Linked DNA regions of Homo sapiens: region 2 is linked to region 1. A link is an interaction called in ENCODE POLR2A ChIA-PET data of the cell type or tissue named here. Cell type or tissue: CD4-positive, alpha-beta T cell. All regions are shown on one strand. Each heading gives the region's core, and the rest is flanking DNA. Links, peaks and the distances in the headings are about the cores only.

Region 1 (9,475 bases), core at 3,445-7,444:
TTGCAAACTTTGTGAAATGATTCGTACTGTAAAAACTATCCCATCTGAATCCTTACTGCCCCCTAAAAAAGATAAGAACAGGTTAATGGATCAGTACAATAGACCTTCTAAAGTTTTTTTTTCTTTTGGGTTGCTTAATTGCTTTTTTAATAGTATGCTGGGGTTTTGTTTCTCGGAAATGTAATATGAAAGTTCATTTTTCTTCTGCCAGACCCACCCACTGAAAAATCAGCTTTCCACTTGATTGCTAGTTTTGATTTGACATTTGATTGATCACCTGTCATCTCGCTGCCTTTGATCTATTCATTCTTGATATATATCAATAAATCACTCACCATGGTAACTCAGAGTGCCAGTGACGCAAACCTTGCCCTCTATATTCAGAGCCAGACATGCACAATTATTATCTTGTTTGGCTTTTAATGTGGGCGTTTTTATTTCTTTGTGTCCTTTAGTTGAATCAGGGCTTTCGCAAAAAGCTTAAGTTTAGTTGTTTTTTCCTCTCTCTCTGTCTTTACCCTCTTGATTTAGGCAACATTAGGTAAGACTGGTCTTCTGCAGACCCACCTCCACATTTCATTCTGTTCCAACTCTAGCAAAACATAGGGAGAAGTTTGGTGGAACACTTTCATAAACTTTGCAAAGTCACCCTTAGAACAAATCCAAAGTTAGTTAGGAATCTGAGGAGAGTGGGCATCCCTTGTCTGAATGTGTTGAACCACCAAGCTCATCCTCCTTCCTCGCCTGAGTGTTTCAAAATATCCACAATTATCATTCCTTCTGAGCACAGAATTGCTTCCCTATTTGTAAGTTGGTTCAAGTGGCATGCAGAAATATTGATAAAGCGTGGATTCATATATTTTCTGATCGTTTCCCTAAAAGCAAAATAATTAAAATATTTTTAGTGAGGTACGTATTTGGAACTTGCCTCATCAGTGAGGTTTTCTTTTTTCAACTCTAGTTACTTCTTTGGAAAACAATGTCTCTTTCCTACCGTTGTCTCTTTCTGCATTTAACTCACTGATTTCCTAAAACTTAGGCTGCTTTGCAATCTGACAGCGTGTGGATGTGTTCAATGGCCTTTGAGACCCAGGAACAGTGAGCCTGCTGCATCTAGTTCTGGCAACATAAGTTTAAGTGTAGCTACATTATTAGAGATAACGTCCTTATTGTTGTCCCGAAAGAGAACCCTGGGCTACGGTCCAGCAAGAAGTGATACTGCCCTGAAAATTACTCTTTTTTTTTTTCTGGTTGTTCCGGTAAAGACTATCAACAACTAGGCAGTAATTTAAATTACCAGAATGACTGGACATGTCTCCTTTAGTAAGCTCATTACAAAAAGTGCATTGCTCAGAATTGCTCGACTTTGATTATAATTATCCTACGATCGATAAGGATCCAGGTGTACGTAACATAACACTGTATCACATTATTTAAATCAGGTCCTTTTCATTAAGCTGTGTCTGTTGGTGCTGGCTAGTTTATTGGTGTGTGTGGGTGTGTGGGGGTGTGTGTGTGTGTGTGTTAGAAACTTGTAACTATAGTTTCAGTTTTCTGGCCTATTATATTCCTACTGTCTTTGTATGTTTGTTTTGTATGATTCTTATTATTTTCACCAGAAGCGGAAACCCTTTTTAAGCTGAAAAAGGATGATTCATTTCGTACACAGTGAGGGCCCTCTTACCTTATTTATTTGCTCACATATTAATAGAGGAGACAGTTTTTCATGCAGTGTTTCTTCTGTTCATCTAAGGTCATCAATGCCCTACTCTATTTCAGCTGAAGTGGTTATTCACAAGTAAAGTTAGCCACTTTGGGGTTCTGTAGTCAGTTAACATCCAGGGAAGGGGAGAAGGTGGGTTCTAAGATTATGGCCATACTAACTTTTATCACTGCTTAAAATTAAACACAATGCACAACTGTAAGTAATTACACCCAAGGACTGATGTTGAAAGCTTGATTTCTAGCTTGATTAATGAATAATGGGAGATAGAAAAAGCCTGTGAGTGGATCCGAGCTGAGGCTCTCCCGGAGCGCTCTTTTTCCCAAGAACTGTTCCAGGCAATTTGATTCCTTTGTATTATTAGTTATAAGTTCCATGTTTCAAGGAATCAATTACAGAACTTTCTACTAAAGCAGGTATCTAAACAGAATAAACAAGATGATATTGTAAGTGATGAGGAATTTTAGTCTTTATTTGTTATGTTCCTCCCCCTTCAGGGGGAAGGGATGTGAGGGGACAATTCTCTTTAAGGAAACAGCTAAATCAGAGTATTTCCCTCTGAAATGTCATTCTTCCTGGCTTTCTTAAGCTATGCTATTCCACCATACTATTACTTAGGGCAAGAAAAAAAAAGTTGAGAAAGCAGCCTACAGTACCCCAGGGGTTTGTGTTGTGTGTGCATGCTTGCTTCCTTGGATGTATATTTCACTCACCATTAAAATACATCCACTATTACCTGAAAATATTGCAGGATTCAGTACCAGCATTTTCCCCTTCTATGCATTTCAAGGGAGATAGAGAAAATGGCAGGAAAGTAAAACAGAACGGTGTTTTGATTTGTTTGCATTTTGCAGGATGCAGAGTGGTTAAAAATTTAAAATTGTAGACTTAGAATCTAACTCTTGATTTTCTACAGCCTATCTCAGCCTCTGTGCGCGCACATAAATAATACGTATTTTATTTCACCATACTGAACTGCTTTTATATTAATGACAGCCAATTGCAATAGAACACACAATCTTTTGTGAGCACATCTTGTGAATATATCTTTTATATATGTAAGTTATAGGATTCTGCCCCTGCCCACCCAAAGCAATTAGATGTTTCCCTCTTGCTGACTCTTAAAGGCTTTCTGATCACCCAGATCTGAAGAGTCTTGCAAGAAAGAACAGCTCCCTCAATTTATTTTGTTTATTTAATATGGAGATGAATAATGCAGATTTTGTTTTCATGAATGTCCTTGTGTGGCAGTAAACATTAGACTATTAGCAATCATTACTTAAAAGTTGCAATTTGCACCTTAATAACACAGGTTATTTACATGGGAAACATAGTCAACAGGGACAACTCTGAACACTGCAACAGAGCAGAAATGACCTCAGAGATCTCTTTTCCACCTCTTGATAGTGATGACTCTGAATTAACCGGTGAGGTCCCAGAAATCTCAACCAACAGGATGGAGGGAGGGGGCAGGCAGCTCAGGGCGAAGTTTACCTTTAATTTACTGTCAAGTGGGACAGCTTTCAAGAGACTAGGAATCGGGTAGATTTGGGACCCTTCCTCCCTCACTTTGTTTAAACATCCTTCAGAAAGACAAGTTCACATCTTGAATATTTAAATATCTCACGCGATGGATTCCTTCACTTGCCCAAAAGTATGTTTTTAACAAATGAATGGAAAAATACACACACACACACACACACACACACACACACACACACACACACACACGCATGGACACAATAAAGTCCAAAGGGTCTTAGCAGCACAAACTCTTTTGGCCATTCTTGTTACTTAAGGCAGATATCTGAAAAAGGAAGGATAGATTCCTTGAAATCGCTTGGTCCACACAACATTTTGGACGGAAATTGATTGCTTAAGTGGTCCTTTTCCCACCCCCGTCTTGATTTCCTTCTTCCACCTCTCACCTCACCCTTAAAGACTCAGACTGAATAGGACATCTCAAAAGCCCATTTGTTTTAGGCATTTATTGATTTCATTTTTAATCTGCCATATCAGGACACAATACGTTAACCCTAATCAGCAGATTACAAGTGACAGAGAGTTTAGTGGAAACTCTGTAAGGGAGCAGGGGCTCCGGGAAACTTCTTGACAATGAAAATCTTCTCTGAGGCTTAAGAGTTTGGATGCTGAAGATTACTTTTGGGGAGGGGAGAAACATTCCTCAGAAACAGTCTACATTTTTTTCTTCCACTTTACATTTCTTTATCTCCCAGTTGCCCATTCTACTGCTACACTTTGGGAATGCTTAACACCCAAGAAATACCTCCCAAGTATTTTTAGGAGGTCGGTCCCTGAAGCAGCTTGACTTTTGTCATAGTCTCCAACGGACGTTTATGCTTTCATTTCATCCCAGCTGATTTCTCATTCATTTGACGGAATTTCTCCAAAGGATAATACCTGAGTTGATCTGTTTCTTTTCCCAGGGCCTTGGGAATTGTGCTGTCCATTGAATGGGTTTTGGTCATGGGGGTGGGGGCACAGACTGAGCCTGGCATTTTTTAAAGCCATTGAAATGATGCCTCACTGTTCATCACTGCAGCTGAGCTTATCAAGTCAACCAAGAAGAAAACCTAGGCCCTGGTCACGTTTGTGCTATGCCTGTAATTAGCTGACACGAGGTAAATGTCCAAAGTCGACCTTCCCTTCCATCACTGTATTTATACTATCAATTTTATTTGGGAATGTCATGGTCTGGGAAGACTCAGCCACTATTTCGAAGGCAATGCCTGCTTCTACCTAGGTCCCCTTTAAAAAAACACAGAAATTGCCGAACAAATTCTATATTAAGACCAGGCATACACGGAGTATCATTTTCGTTTGATGCAAAGTCAGTTGGAAATACATTTAACTAACAGTTAAATAGTGTCTTGCATCGCTTCCCTGAAGCAGTGGTTTTTCATTACATATTTAATTACAATCAAACTGAACGACTTTTATTAAAAAAATCACAGTGGTATTAAAAGAAGCCTGGCGCACAAATAATTTTATTGCTTCACAAGTTGAGAACGCTTTTATATTTTTATTTCTTTGAGAGAAATTTATTTTAATTTTCTAATGTTGTGATAAATACAGACTATCTTTTACTGTAGTCTGTAATCAGGGAGAGCTTATCCTTCTATCTTTATAGAGTCTGCTTACCCCAGAATAGGTTTTTACATTCATTTTTCAGTAATTTGTAACAATTGGTATTTTTAATTTTTTTTTTAAGTTTTACAAGTTCTATTTAAAGTTAGAAATTCTCACATTCCTTAGGGTGATCTTTGGCAAGCAGCTCTTCGATTATAGGAGGAAGTTAGTCATTCTAACCACATAAGAAAGTGGAGAGTACTTGCTTGCTTACCTGAATATTACAGTAAGAAAAAAACACCATCTATTTACATGCCTCTAACATGTAACACTATTTTCACTGGATTTATAATTTCTTTTTTTTTTCCTCCTACTGACCTTTCATTCACTTGTTTTGGGAACTTTTTCTGAGAAGAACGTTTAGAGATAGCATTTAAAGTGGATTTCAAGATACATCAGATTTTAAGACATTGTAATAAAAATTAGAGACTTCAGAGCCCAACGGTTCACTGCTAGTCTAGGTCTGCAAACTAATGAGAAAGCACCTCTGCAAACACATAGTTTCAACTTTAACTTGCACATGAATGGGGAGCGTCTCCAGCAGTGTGGCCGTATCCATATTGCTCATTTTGTCCGAGAAATTATTTTGTCCAAGGGTATCAGACTGAGGTCCGTTCAAAGACATTATATACATACACAGAGACACAGAAGAGAAATCTGAGATGCGAGTGGGAATTGCTGATATATTTGTTTCCAAAGCAAACTCCATGAATGAAATGATTCAATAATTTGGAGGCATTTGAAAGTCATTAAAATGGCCATTTGGAATTTTCAGTTGTTGCCTCCCTCAATTTTTTACGTTTCCCCTGTAGAAAAAGACATCCTCTGGGCACCCTCAAATATTCTGGGATGCTAAAGTCATGCTAAAATTATTTACAATTTTAGAAATTAAAATTCAGGAGGCACAGCAAGATAATCCGATTATTAATATATCAGTATTATTTAGCTATGCATAACAACAGGAAAACGCACAATGCAAAAGTTTTAGAGATAATGAGCTTAGAGAAATTACATGGGGGGAAGAAATACCTGGATCATATTTGAAAGCATTTGTCTTGAATTCTGCTCATCTAAATGAGAGCTCTCTTTCTACCTGTGTCATTTAAAAAACAATTTCAATATCCTCCTACCTGCTACCCCAGCCTGAAGCAGGGACTAATGAAACTCTCTCTGGACACACAGATGTAAGACACTATATTACACAACACTTTTTAAAAAATTGTTTCAGAAAACCAAATGTGGGCATGCAAACCAAAAGAAAAACCTCAAGGATCTTCGTAAGATAGCTAGCTCAGGGTTCAAGATCAAGAGAACTTTGTTGCGGCAGGATAAGAAGACAACAGCATTGCGTTTTAGCTAAACATCTCTTCTTGGCAAATGAGAAGCGGTGAAGCAGGGAAGATTTTTTTAAGGAGCTTTTTAGCTCTTTTGCATCTCTCTCCAAAGACTAATTTAATTGAAAAGCTGTAGTGTCCATTTATGATTAAGGAAAGGCCTCATGTTTCCACAACACTGCTAGACACTAAGGTGGGTTTGAAGAAAAAAAAAAAAAGGCCAGCATTCTGCAGTTTCTGTTAGTATAAAAATTAAGATCACTGGTCTTAATTACTTGAGTGCTTTCAGAACTGAAGGAATACTCTAAAATCACCCCTGAGCTTTCTTCTTAAAGCCACATCTAAGCCATTTCTATGGAAATTATATAGTTTAGATATTAAGGTGGGTAGAATACAGTTATTGCTTTTAATGAAAATAGTTACGAAGGGCAGAATGAGATAAAAACAGAGTTGGCAGCAGCCATTCTATTTGTAATGAATTTGAAAGAAACTTCCGTAATGCTTTACTGGATCATGAAAAACCCATGAAACCTTGTGACATGGGAGATACAAAAATGAGACAGAGGGTCAAGGTCTTCTATAGGGGAAAAATGGCTTGTGTAAGTGAGAGCAGTGGCATATAAATATCTCTATATAAACTGCACAGGGCTTACTTTAAATCACTTCAATTTATCAGATCCTTGGAATTTTTTTTATGTATTTAGGAGCCTCTCTTTTATACCCCAGAGAGATATGAATAGCTTCTGGGCCAAGATGATGCTGTAGAGAAGAGTCAAATCTATTCTATGTGCACGGTGCCATTTGGTACAGAAGAAATGCCAAAATGAAAAGCCATAAATGCGTTTTATATCAGAATTGCCTTTGGCTATTTTCCTTTATTAGAAAGTTGGGTACACTGCTGAGTGCTTCTTCTTGTTTTCCCCCTTGGGATTAGATTTGAGACTGTGGATGGAACAGCGGAGTAAGGGCAAGTGACTTGGGTTCTGGTTGCAGCCTTGCCCCACGCTAGTTATTTAGCCCCGGGCAAGCTCTAGAGATAAACCTTACTCTCCGGGTAAGAATGTGAGTTTTTGGAGTCAGACTGATTGAAGTTCAAGTCTCTAGGTCTAATTCTTATTCGGCCGCGTAAACTTGGGCAGGCTGCTCAAATCTCTGCCCTCCACTTTCTAATCTATAAAATGGGGGCAATCATATGTTCCAGGTGTGTGGAAAGGATTGTGTCAGAGGAGGGCTGAGAAAGTGTGCTGAAACTGTTAGGCACCACAGGGATACGAGGGAATAGTGTGTCTTTACCCTGAATAACCAGACTATGGAAAATTTATATTAACTGGGAAACAAGCAACTTACCAGTTATCACAGAACAAGGGGTCCAGGGCTTGAAAGAAACCAGATATGGATGGATTTTGATTTGTAAGCCTGGAAACACAATGGCTAAGCAGTGTTTTAGCCTCTTCTCCTGAGGCAGACTCATTCTGGGCTGTTTGGAGTCCAGCACCCGCTCAAAAAAGAGTTTCTTTCCCAAGAAATAGAATTTATAGCACCACCAACAACGGTAACAATGGTAACAATGATATCTGCCACTAAACAAGTGCTTTTTACATACCACGTGCTTTATATGTTTACATTTATTCGTTTACACGGCAGTTATTTCTTGAGTTCCTACTATGTGTCAGATGCTGTTCTACTACCTGGACCTGGAGGTGAATAGGATGGGGATGATCCCTGGGGATCTTGCCCTCCAATTGGGGGAAGCTAGAGAATATACAAAGAAATTTATAAAGGAAAAGATAATTTCAGTATAGAAAAAAAGCTTCATGATGGCAATAGCTTTATAAAAGCAAAATTATGAGAGCAGGAGTTGGGACAACAGAGATGTAGATGGTCAGGGGAGACCTCTCAGAGGAGGGGACATCTGGGCTAAGTCCTGTTCCTTATAACTTTCAAGTATAATCCCTGTTTTACTGATGAGAATCTGAGTAAGTTGCAGGATAACTCATTCAAGTTCGTGCGGTAGCCAAGCTGAGTTTTAAACTCAGCTCTTCCTGCTTCCAAAGTCCATGCATTTAATTTATTATGATCGTTTATCTAGAATAGTCATAGCGAGTTGCCAGGAAGGACCCAAGGAAGAACCCTCAGTCTTATTATTCTCCCCCTGTGTCTATTGTGATGTCTAAAGCTATGGGGTTAATTGAGAGCCTAGACGGAGGATGCTGCCTTTAGCGGCATCTCCAGATAGAATCTTCAGGCCAACTCCTGTCATCTGAAGTTGTCTCTTTATGGGATGTTCTTTCATATGTCCGTACATGCATTCATTTGTTCAACAAATATTGGCTGTGCATCTATTATGTGCCAGGTATTGTTCTAGGTGCTGTAAAAATAACAGTAGACAAGAATAGAGATGCCCCTGCCCTCACACAGCTAATATTCTTGTGGGCTAGCCTAAAAAGCTAACAAACAAATAAATATATAACACAATATTGAATAGTCCTAATTGCATTTCATAAGAATAAATCTGGCTTCATGAGGTAGAGTATGATGGAGGGTTGCCATGTTATATAGAGTGGTCAGGGGAGCTATTTCTCCAGTGGTGATTTGATCAGACCTGAAAAAAAAGTGAGAGACTAGCCAAGCACAGGGCTGGGAGAAGCAGTCCAGGCAGAGGAAGGAGGAAATGCCAAAGGCCTAAGGAGGTGATGTGATCTGATTGGTTATTAGTTGAACATAGGTCCTGTTTGTATTTCAAAAGTGATGATGGACTTGGGCATGTTTGCTCTCTCCGTCTACTTACCCAGCCCCTAGTGATGGTGAGTAGGATGCTTAGGATGATAGAGGTGGCAGCTGGAGATAAAAACACATTCCCAGCCTTCATAGAGAGATTGGTGCTGTGATGGATGACATGGCGAGGCTGTGGAAAGGCATTGTTAAGAGTCAAGCCGACCTGGGGTCCAACTGCAGCCAGCTGTGCACTCAGAAGCAAGTTTCCTCACCTCATTGCACCTCAGCGTTTTCATCTGTCAGATGGGGATAAGAATTTTGCTCACCTCACATTTTACTTGTGATAATTAGATTATGTGACACATATAAAACTCTTGGTGCGGGCCCAGTATTTACATGGGTTCTTCCTCACAAATGAATGTTTTTTATTCTTGCACTTAATTGTGTTTTCTTTTCTGCAGGAATTCTGAGAGAAATCTAGGCACCTGAGTTAGTCCTTGGCACCGTTTAGGCAGTAACCAAATATTTCCTGATGAATGAATAAATGAAACTG
Region 2 (9,475 bases), core at 3,004-7,003, 600 kb before region 1:
GAGTTGTGTGACTATACTGCAGCTGCTATACAAGTGTCTGAACCTCATTAGAATTGATTCTGCATTTCTACCTGGGACTAACATTTTGGAGTCTATGAATTCAGGGGCAGTGTCATTCAAGGTTAGAGGTGCCAGGTGGGAAGCTTTGTGACTGCTCACTGCAAGTGGCCATCATTAGTAAACTATTTTCTTTCTTTCCCTTGGTCCAAAGCGAGTACATCAATCTGACCATTTCTAATGAGATATAGGATGATACTGCGTGGACAAGACTTGCTGTCAGCCACTGCCTGGTGGGCTTAGAGAAAGAAACGATCCTTCATTAATTAACCTTCACTTTCTATGTAGATTCACTCATTGAGATGCAGGTAATTAAACCAAGGTCATTTCAAGGACTGACAGGAGGAAAAAAACCCCAGCCGTTGGAAGGCGGTGCAGTTTTTTTGGGTAGAGGACTTGGAATTCTATTTTTATCTTGTGCAGAATTGTGGAATCGTCTTTTCTTGGCTTTTAAATAATCTAACCTTGTTTTAATGGGAGATTCTTAAATTCATCTCAAAACTGTATCTCAGAAATTTTTAAAGATTTAGGTTATTGTAGGTTATAGATAACCTCCTGTGGGTTTCAGGAATACATGTTAGGGCAAAAATTTAATTTAGGGGAGCTAAACCATGTAAAGGAAGGGAAATAGAATTATGTTTGAGAGACGAAGACCCATTTTATTGGAGGGAGGAGAGGAGTGCGATTGCTATTCTCTCAGTTTGAATTCTGCAGTTCTTGATTTTTATTGCTTGTAATATTGGGCCTGTATGATATATTATAGTGGTTAAGAACATGATTTAGAGTTGGGTAGATATGATTTCACGTCTTAGCTCTACCATAGACTCGGACCCTGGGTAATTCATTTCACTTATTTAGCTTTGGTTTCCTCATCTGTTAAATGGGTCTAATGCTGGTCCTTACTCTCAGGGTTGTTGGCAGGATTCACTGTAATAGCTAGAAAAGGATCCATTCTCAGGGTGCACATAGGGATGATAGTTACCTCTTAAGAAATGTTTGCTATGTGCCATGCGGTATTCCAAGGACTTTACTGCCTTCCATCAACCTTCTGAGTTAGGTTCTGTTATTGTATGTTTTATACATGAGGAAACTAAGACACAGAGAGGACAAATAATTTGCCCAAGACACCACAGCCATTAAGTAGCAGAGTTGGGAGTTGAACCTAGTTGGGTGGTTGATCTTTACACCCACACCATACCATCTCAAGTGCATAAACTGTTGGCTCTTATTATTAGTATCATCCTTCATTATACCTTAAAAATACATTGCTAAAGCAAATCCACTCAGGCATACTTTTCTCTTGGGGAAAAAGGTGGTTCTTGGGTGGTAGAATGAATGAGTTCCTTGAGGCCTACAATAGTCATATCACAAATTTAAGAGAATGCCCATTTGGCTTATTAATAAAAAATATGTAATTGCCATTGGGGCTTATCGCCACCTCGTGGCAGGCTGAGGCATGACAAGACAGCCTTGGCTGCCCTGTTGGCATTCCTGCAAATTTCCTTTTCTATCCGGGCCCTGAAAAGAAAATGTGCTTTGAAAAAAGATGTCTGCCATGTCACAGTCTCAAAGCCACTTCACCATCTGAAGGGAATGTATTTGGAATTGAGGTGTTACATTAAAGTTCCAGTATTACAATAGAAGCCAATGACATTTGGCTTATCAGTGTCCCTTAAAGGAGATTGTATGAATTTCTCCGCGTGCCTGGCTAAGCACTTTACCTTTAATCATAAAGGCGAAATGCTTAATTTGTTAAACATATACAGAATCAGAAGTAGGGCCATTCACTGTAGCTAATATCGCTTGCAGTTATTAAAGTCAGTTTTTATCTGTTTAAACAGATCATAAAAAAGTAAAATCTGAAATAAAGGACTAACTCCCTCCTTCCTATAATATTTAATACATATTCAAAATTCCGATTAAGAATCAGTGCAAACCAGAAGAGAGAGAATAGCTTAAAAGGCAGAAATAAAGTTTCAGTTTAACCACTATTTGTGTTCTAATTAAGGCTGGCCAACCTTTAAATGATGCAGTGTTTTTCATTAACTCACACGAAAATCATATCAAATCAGAATTCTTCCTCCACTACACCCCAACACATTCTTTGGTGTTTTATAAAACAGCAGGCTCATTTCTGTCCTGTCTTGACTACTCCCAACCATATGTAAGCTGAGGAAATGCCTCTAATTTACCACACTTTTGTTTCTCTTATTTTTTTTTGTTATTCTTACTCTTTTCTTCCATTTTATGATATGCAAGGTTCAAACAATCCTGCATGTTAGAAGCGAACATTACTCTGTGTGCAGTCTTTGGCTCTTGTAACATAAATGTAAACTGCTTGTCTTATGGCAGAAATACCTCTTAACCCTTCAATATTAATGTATTTTATTAATTTAAAAATTACAAAGAGGACTACTGCATGATTTTGTAATATTTCATGAAGACATGTATAGAAACCTCTATCCTTCCACTTCTAATGATATGGGAACACCAGTGTTAAGAGCTTGATGTATGTGGGTCTCTATTGTTGCCTGTGCCCATACAAAGACACACAGCATATATACACACATTTAACCTCCCTGTGCCCTGGCACCTGTTATCTGTAGAGTGAGGGATAATAATACAGATCTCCAATCTTTTTTCATACTTTTGAAACCTAAAAATCTCTGAAAATCAAAAGTTTTTTTATAACTCATTTGGAAGCAGAACCTGCCTAAACTGACATAAGGCTATTTATAGTCATTATTTATGGCAGCTAGTGAGAATGTTCAGATCTTTTAATGCAGAAATAGTAATGTTTTTGCCATCCCAGACCCCACTCGGCAGGATTAGATAATCCATGGTAAGTGCTTCTGGGGTAAGCAGCCTCCAAGATGACCCCCGATGATCCCCTCTTCCTGGTATTTATGCCCTTGTACATAACTCTCCCTGTGAATGTGGGCTGGACTTGTTGGCTTTCTCCCAATGAACAGAATATGGCAGAAGTGATGGAATGGCACTTTGAAGATTAGATTAGATGGGATGTAATTTTCATCTTGGATGCCTTCTGTCATCCTCTCTTGAATTGCTTGCCCTGGGGGAAGTCGGCTGCCATATTCTGAGGTAACTCTGTAGAAAAGTTCAAGTGGTGAAGAATTAAGGTGAGCTACAGCTCAGTGAGATTGAAAGCAGATGCTCCCAGCCCCAGTCAAGCCTTCAGATGAGACCACAGCCCTGGGTGGCATCCTGACTGTAACCAAGGTCAAGAACTCTTGAGATGGAGCCACCTAGCTAAGCTGCTAAGCCTTGCCCGGATTCCTGACCCTTAGGAACTGTGAGATAATACATTTTTTTTGTCGTTATTTTAAGCTGCTAAGTTTTGGGCATTTTGTTTTACAGCAATAGGTAACTAATACAGCACTATATTACTTTCTAAAATTCAAAGCATCTGACTTACAAAACATATCTGGCCCCAAGACTCAGATGGCTCTGTAGTACCTACTTCATAGGGCAATACTTGTTAATTGCTTAAAATCATGCATGGTACATTGTAGTAGTCAATAAATATTAGTTACTTTTAATCTTACCAAGATTTTTTTCTGTTGATTTATTAAATGAGATTGTACCACTTCTTTGGTTTTTGGTATTATCACTTACCAACACATTATTCTGCAACTTGCTTTCCCCCACGGCCCCCCCACCCCATTTAATAGTATTTTACAGAGTCTTCCAGGTCAATATAGATATAGATTTTAGTCATTTAAAAAATCAGTCAAATTCCTTACTGATCAGCTTTTTTTTTTTTTTTTTTTTTAGTTATTTTTTTCTTTCTCATTATTCCAGTTATTTTTTTCTTTGTTTTGGCCACTATAGACAATACTGCAAAAACTGTCTTGAGAATATTTTCAACTCAGCTGAGTAGTCCAAATTCAAATTTTTAAAGTCAGCTTTATAGAGGTATGATTTACACACAGTAAAATTCAACTCTTTTAAAAGTGTACAGTTCTATGTGTTTTGACAAATGTACACAGTCATATAGACTACCACTGTCATCAAGCTATGTAACAATTCCATCATCCCCAAATTCAATTTTGTTTAATATCTTTTGTTTTAAAAAGGTAGCAACTACAGAACAATATCAGCGCAACATTGTAGGCTATAACCATGTAAACTACCCTCCCTCTACTCCAACGTTAAAAGAAAAATCCAGCCAAACTGAAATGGCTCTTCAATTACTCCCAAGTTTTTAAACCTTTGCCAAAAGTGTTTGAGCTTAATTAAGTTAAAATATTTCAAAGGGAGCCCAGTTGTAATAATTTGTTTATAATACAAGCTTCCCTTTGATCATGAATGTTCACTTTTATAGAAACCCTGTTATCATTCTTGGGATAAGGGATAAAGTAAATTAACTTTGCGTTGGAGAAAAAAAACACAGGAAATTAAAGAAGTACCTGAGGTGAACTGCCTTATTAATAACAGAAAGATGTGACTTTATTGAGCCATTGGGCCAGTGGGGTGGAAACATAGAGTCTGTGGGGGAATAGTGTGAATTGCTTAGATATTATGGATACAGTTTATTAAAAAGATAGCTTTAAAAAATGCGCTTAATATCCCTCTTTCTGGTCCCAGTGTGAACCCTCCTGGTTCTTGCAAAAGACAAACATTGCCTTGAGAAAGTTAGCAAACAACGGCGCAGCACTCTTTCTTAATTTGGCTGGAAGTAGCTGGGGAAGGATTTTACATCTGTGCTGGTGGGCGTCCCAGGACAGAAGAAATTCAGTGCCACTTTTCCAATCCTTCCTTCTTACTTGCTTTGAAGAGAAGGTATATATATTTCCTCTAATCATATTTAAAATTCTGCTTTCAGGCTCTCCCTTTCCCTCCTACTATTTCCTTCCTTTTCTCAGCTTAATTTTGTTTTCTTTTGACAAATAGTCAGAATTAAAAAAAAAGATCTCTATATTAACTTTAACTAGAGAATAGCTGAGGTGCTGAGAGCATTCTGAGCTGGACTGGACTAGAATTTGCATTAAGATACTGGCAATGAGATGTAGAAAGAACAGGAGATTTAAAACATATTTTTGCTGGAGACCTGGTTTCTGATGCCAGCTCTACCACTTAAAAGCTGTGAGCATTTAGAGACTTTACTTACCCTCTCTGTAACTCAGTTGACTTTATTCATGGGATTATTAGAAATGTCAAGAGAATTAAGGTGTGTGAAAAGACTTTGAAAACCATTAATTACCTGTACAGAATAAATGATAGAAGAAGCGTTTGTGGAATTTAAGTGATAGGACTTGGGTTGTTTCCTGGGTCTGCCCCCTCATGACCTACTTAATTTCTGCGAGTCTCATATTCTTCTTCTTCTTCTTCTTCTTCTTCTTCTTCTTCTTTTTTTTTTTTTTTTTTTTTGAGATGGAGTCTCACTTTGTTGCCCAGGCTGGAGTGCAATGGCATGATCTTGGCTCACTGCAACCTCTGCCTCCCAGGTTCAAGTAATTCTCTTGCCTCAGCTCCCTGAGTAGCTGGGATTACAGGTATCCACCACCATGCCCAGCTAATTTTTTTATTTTTTGTATTTTTAGTAGAGACAGGGGTTTCACCATGTTGCTCAGGCTGGTCTCAAACTCCTGACCTGAGGTGATCCACCTGCCTCGGCCTCCCAAAGTGTTGGGAGCCACTGTGCCCGGCCCAGTCTCGTATTCTTTACAGGTGAAACGGGGAGGATACCTTCTCATGAGGCTGCTGTGGCTTTTACAGTTAATGTAAGCTCAAGTGTTCTGTAAACTCTAAGCAAGAGTTGGGAAACTTTCTGAATATAAATACTGAATGTTTGAGGCTTTGAAACCTGTATGTTTCTGTTGCAACTGTTTAATTTTACCATTGCAGTACAAAAGAAGCCACAGACAATACATAAATGAGTCGGTGCGGCTGTGTTCCAATAGAACTTTATTCATAAAACAAGTGGCAGGCCGGATCTGGCTTCACCTGCCACGGTATGCTGGCTCCTGTTCTGAAGCATATGATGCAGTTTCATCGAATTGTCCTAGTGGGTTTGGAGGCTGTCTGTAACTACTCTTCCGCATTTAGCCTCTCAGGTTGCCACAGAGAAAATGGGGTGGTGATTATGAGCTAGTGGTGTGTGATGTCAAAATGCTGGGAAGTGTGAACTGCGCCATAAGCTGTGTGGAGGCTCTGAAGGAAAAATTTAGTGGCCTCCATACCTCAAATCTGTATACCAAGAGAAATTACAAATGAATGAATGAATAATGAAATTACAAATGATTGGGTAATGAAATTACAAAGGAATGAACGAATGAGTGAAGGAATGAATCAAAATTGAATTAATGGCCAGGTGCGGTGGCTCATGCCTGTAATCCCAGCACTTTGGGAGGCCAAGGCAGGCGGATAACCTGAGGTCAGGAGTTCGAGACCAGCCTGACCAACATGGTGAAACACCGTCTGTACTAAAAAATACAAAAGTTAGCCGGGTGTGATGGTGGGCACCTGTAATCCCAGCTACTCGAGAAGCTGAGGCAGGGAGAATTGCTTGATCGTGGGAGGCAGAAGTCACAGTGAGGTGAGATCGCGCCACTGCACTCCAGCCTGGGGACAGAGCGAGACTCTGTCTCAAACACACAAACACACACACACACACACACACACACACACACACACAACAAAACAAAACAAAACAAAAAACTGAATTAACTTTTCAATGTTAAAAAAATAAGGCCATAAAAGCACTAGAAGAAACCAAGAGATCATTTCTGGGTAACCTTGGCCTGAGAGCTGACATTTTCCATGTGACTCAAAATCTAGAAACCGTAAAACAACCCCAATAAATTCAAGCATATTATTAAAAATATGTGTGATCAAAAATACCAAAAGCAAAGCAAAATGTCAAATGATAAACTGGGTAATAGTGCAACTTATGTCACAGACAAGAAGTTAACCTTTTACTATACAAAGACCTCCTAGAATTTGATAAGAAAATGACCAAAAATCTAAAAAGAAAAACAGTTAAAGGATAATAACAGATGATCCACAGGAAAAGGAACCATAAAGGAGAAACCAAGAGAATAGAAACCAACAAAAGCCCTGAGGTGGTTGAGCCACTGAATTACCTGGCTTTGGAAGTACTTACGTCGAAACTTACTGTTATGAGATAAAAATGCATTTTGTGTGAATGATTTTGATTCTGCCATTCTGTTATTTACAGCCCAAAGCATCCTAATTGATACAGAAATGAATGGCCAGGAGACCCTTTCTCAATAGTAGGAGAGTAAATAAAGTCCCTGGAACTTAGATTCCTCCTCTCCCCTAGAGAGAAAGGAGAAAAAGTAGAGAATTCGGAAGTAACCGAGGTTCAACACTAAAATGGCAGATTAGTCACTAATTTAAATGCGTTTTCTTAGAAGGAATCTGTTGGTTATTTACAAATTACTTCCAAAGTTAGCAGCTTGAAACAAAAAATATTTATTATCACTCAGTTTCTGAGAATCAGGAATTGAGTAGTGGCTCAGTGGAATGGTTCTGGCTTAGTGATTCTCATGAGGTTGTAGTAAAAATGCTGGCCAGGGCTGTAGTCATCTGCCAGTGTGACAGGGACGTGGGGACAGAGGACCTGCTTCCATGATGGCTCACTCATGTGGCTGTGGTGCAATCTCTCAGTTCCTTGAATGTGGACTCCCCAACTCCCCCCATCAAGCCATATGCTACTTGAGTGTCCACATAACATGGTACCTGGCTTCCAGGACAGACAAAGCAGAAATTGCAAGCATCTTAGGACCTAGTCTCAGAAGTCACACACCTTCATTTCAACAATATCTTCTAGGTCAGGGGTCCCCAACCCCTGGGCCACAGACTGATACTGGCCCCGTGGCCTGTTGGGAACTGGGCTGCAGAGCAGGAGGTGAGTAGTGGATGAGAGAGAGAAGCTTCATCTGTACTTACAGCCACTCCCCATCACTCACGTGAACGGCACATGTTAGGGATCTAGGTTGCGTGCTCCTCATGAGAATCTAATGCCTGATGATCTGTCACTGTCTCCCATCACCCTCAGATGGGACTATCTAGTTGGAGGAAAACAAGCACAGGGCTCCCACTGATTCCACAATATGGTGAGTTGTATAATTATTTTATTATATGTTACAATGTAATAATAATAGAAATAAAGTGCACAATAAATGTAATGTGCTTGCATCATCCTGAAATCATCACCTCCTCCATCCCCTGGTCCGTGGAAAAATTGTCTTCCGTAAAACTGGTCCCTGGTGCCAAAAAGGTTGGGAACACTGTTCTAGGTCACACAGGTCAGCCCTATTCAGTATGAGAGGGGACTACCTAAGCTAGGAATACAAGAAGGCAAAGATCACTGAGGCCATCATGGCAGCTGGTTACCACAAACAACTAGATTAGGTTTTTCTCTTATTGCTCTTGGTTAAGTTCAATATAAGAAAATAAAGAAAATTACATTTATATCTGCTATTGTAAGGTTTATATAATGAATATCTCTCAATAGGCTTGGGATGAGAGCTGGGTCATAGATAATTAGACAGTGAGTACATCTTCTGAGGAGATTCTGCTGTGAAAGTTTTGTATGTTTTGTGACGACTGGATTCATATGTTTTGCTAGGTAAGCAGGGATACATTTTGCATCATGTTTATGTATTTTCAGAGCTTATTCTGTCTGACTATCTCACTATTTTATAAATATGGGCCTTAGAATCTATAAGCAAAGACAGAACCCCCCTCATCATAATTTCTGGCACCATCTCTACAAATAAATGATTGATCAATTAACTCCTGAAATTCCCATATTATAGAGCTGGGCCCAGGTAATTTATCTTGAAAAATTTTCACCACAGGTGTTACTGTCACCCAGTGCAGCAGTTGTAAAAAATCTCAATGATGCTTTTGTGAATCATTTGGGTTTAAGCAATGAGCATCACAGTGAACTCACGGGAAAATATTAATTGCAAAATGTGCCCCCAAGTAGCTAAGTAAATTAACTTGCTGCATGGGATTATAGGTGTTAAACCAATTAAAGTTTAGAGAGCATCTGCTACAAATAATGATTTTTCTTTTCAAAGTAGTTAATATTGAGGCATTTCTAAAAGTAGCTAAACAGCAGGACCAATAGTCTATTTAGATGGATTCAAACTTGTGTCCAGAAATTACCATCAAAGGGTTTAGAAGACCCTCGTCCTCATCTGTGCTGTAGCATTTATTCATTCTTCCAACCAGTATTTATTGAGGACTCACCACGTGTCAGGCATTGCACACAGGAGTATTGATATGGTTTGGAGTTGTATCCCCTCCCAAAGCTCATGTTGACTTGCCATCCCCAGTGTTGGAGGAGGGGCCTGGTGAAAGGTGATTGGATCATGGGGGTGGATTTCCCCCTTGCTGTTACCATGACAGTGAGTTCTCACGA

What was found. Peaks named below come from ENCODE experiments on the same cell type or tissue, not always from the same donor. Only the 100,000 strongest peaks of a DNase experiment are listed, where the experiment ranks them.
Region 2: POLR2A ChIA-PET joins it to region 1 with 9 read pairs; 2 of 35 experiments call an interaction of 5 or more read pairs at or near these places.

The regions. Positions count from the first base shown.
Region 1 is chr20:52,974,016-52,983,490 of GRCh38, forward strand. All of the region lies in intron 1 of TSHZ2 (teashirt zinc finger homeobox 2), which reads left to right. Among named protein-coding and RNA genes, the nearest start is that of TSHZ2, 6.4 kb to the left of the region's middle. In CD4-positive, alpha-beta T cell, for the core only: no CTCF peak of the experiment used is centred there; no DNase peak of the experiment used is centred there; H3K4me3 peaks cover 1,493 bases; H3K27ac peaks cover 983 bases.
Region 2 is chr20:52,378,421-52,387,895 of GRCh38, forward strand. All of the region lies in intron 4 of LOC105372666 (a long non-coding RNA gene), which reads left to right. Among named protein-coding and RNA genes, the nearest start is that of ZFP64, 190 kb to the left of the region's middle. In CD4-positive, alpha-beta T cell, for the core only: no CTCF peak of the experiment used is centred there; no DNase peak of the experiment used is centred there.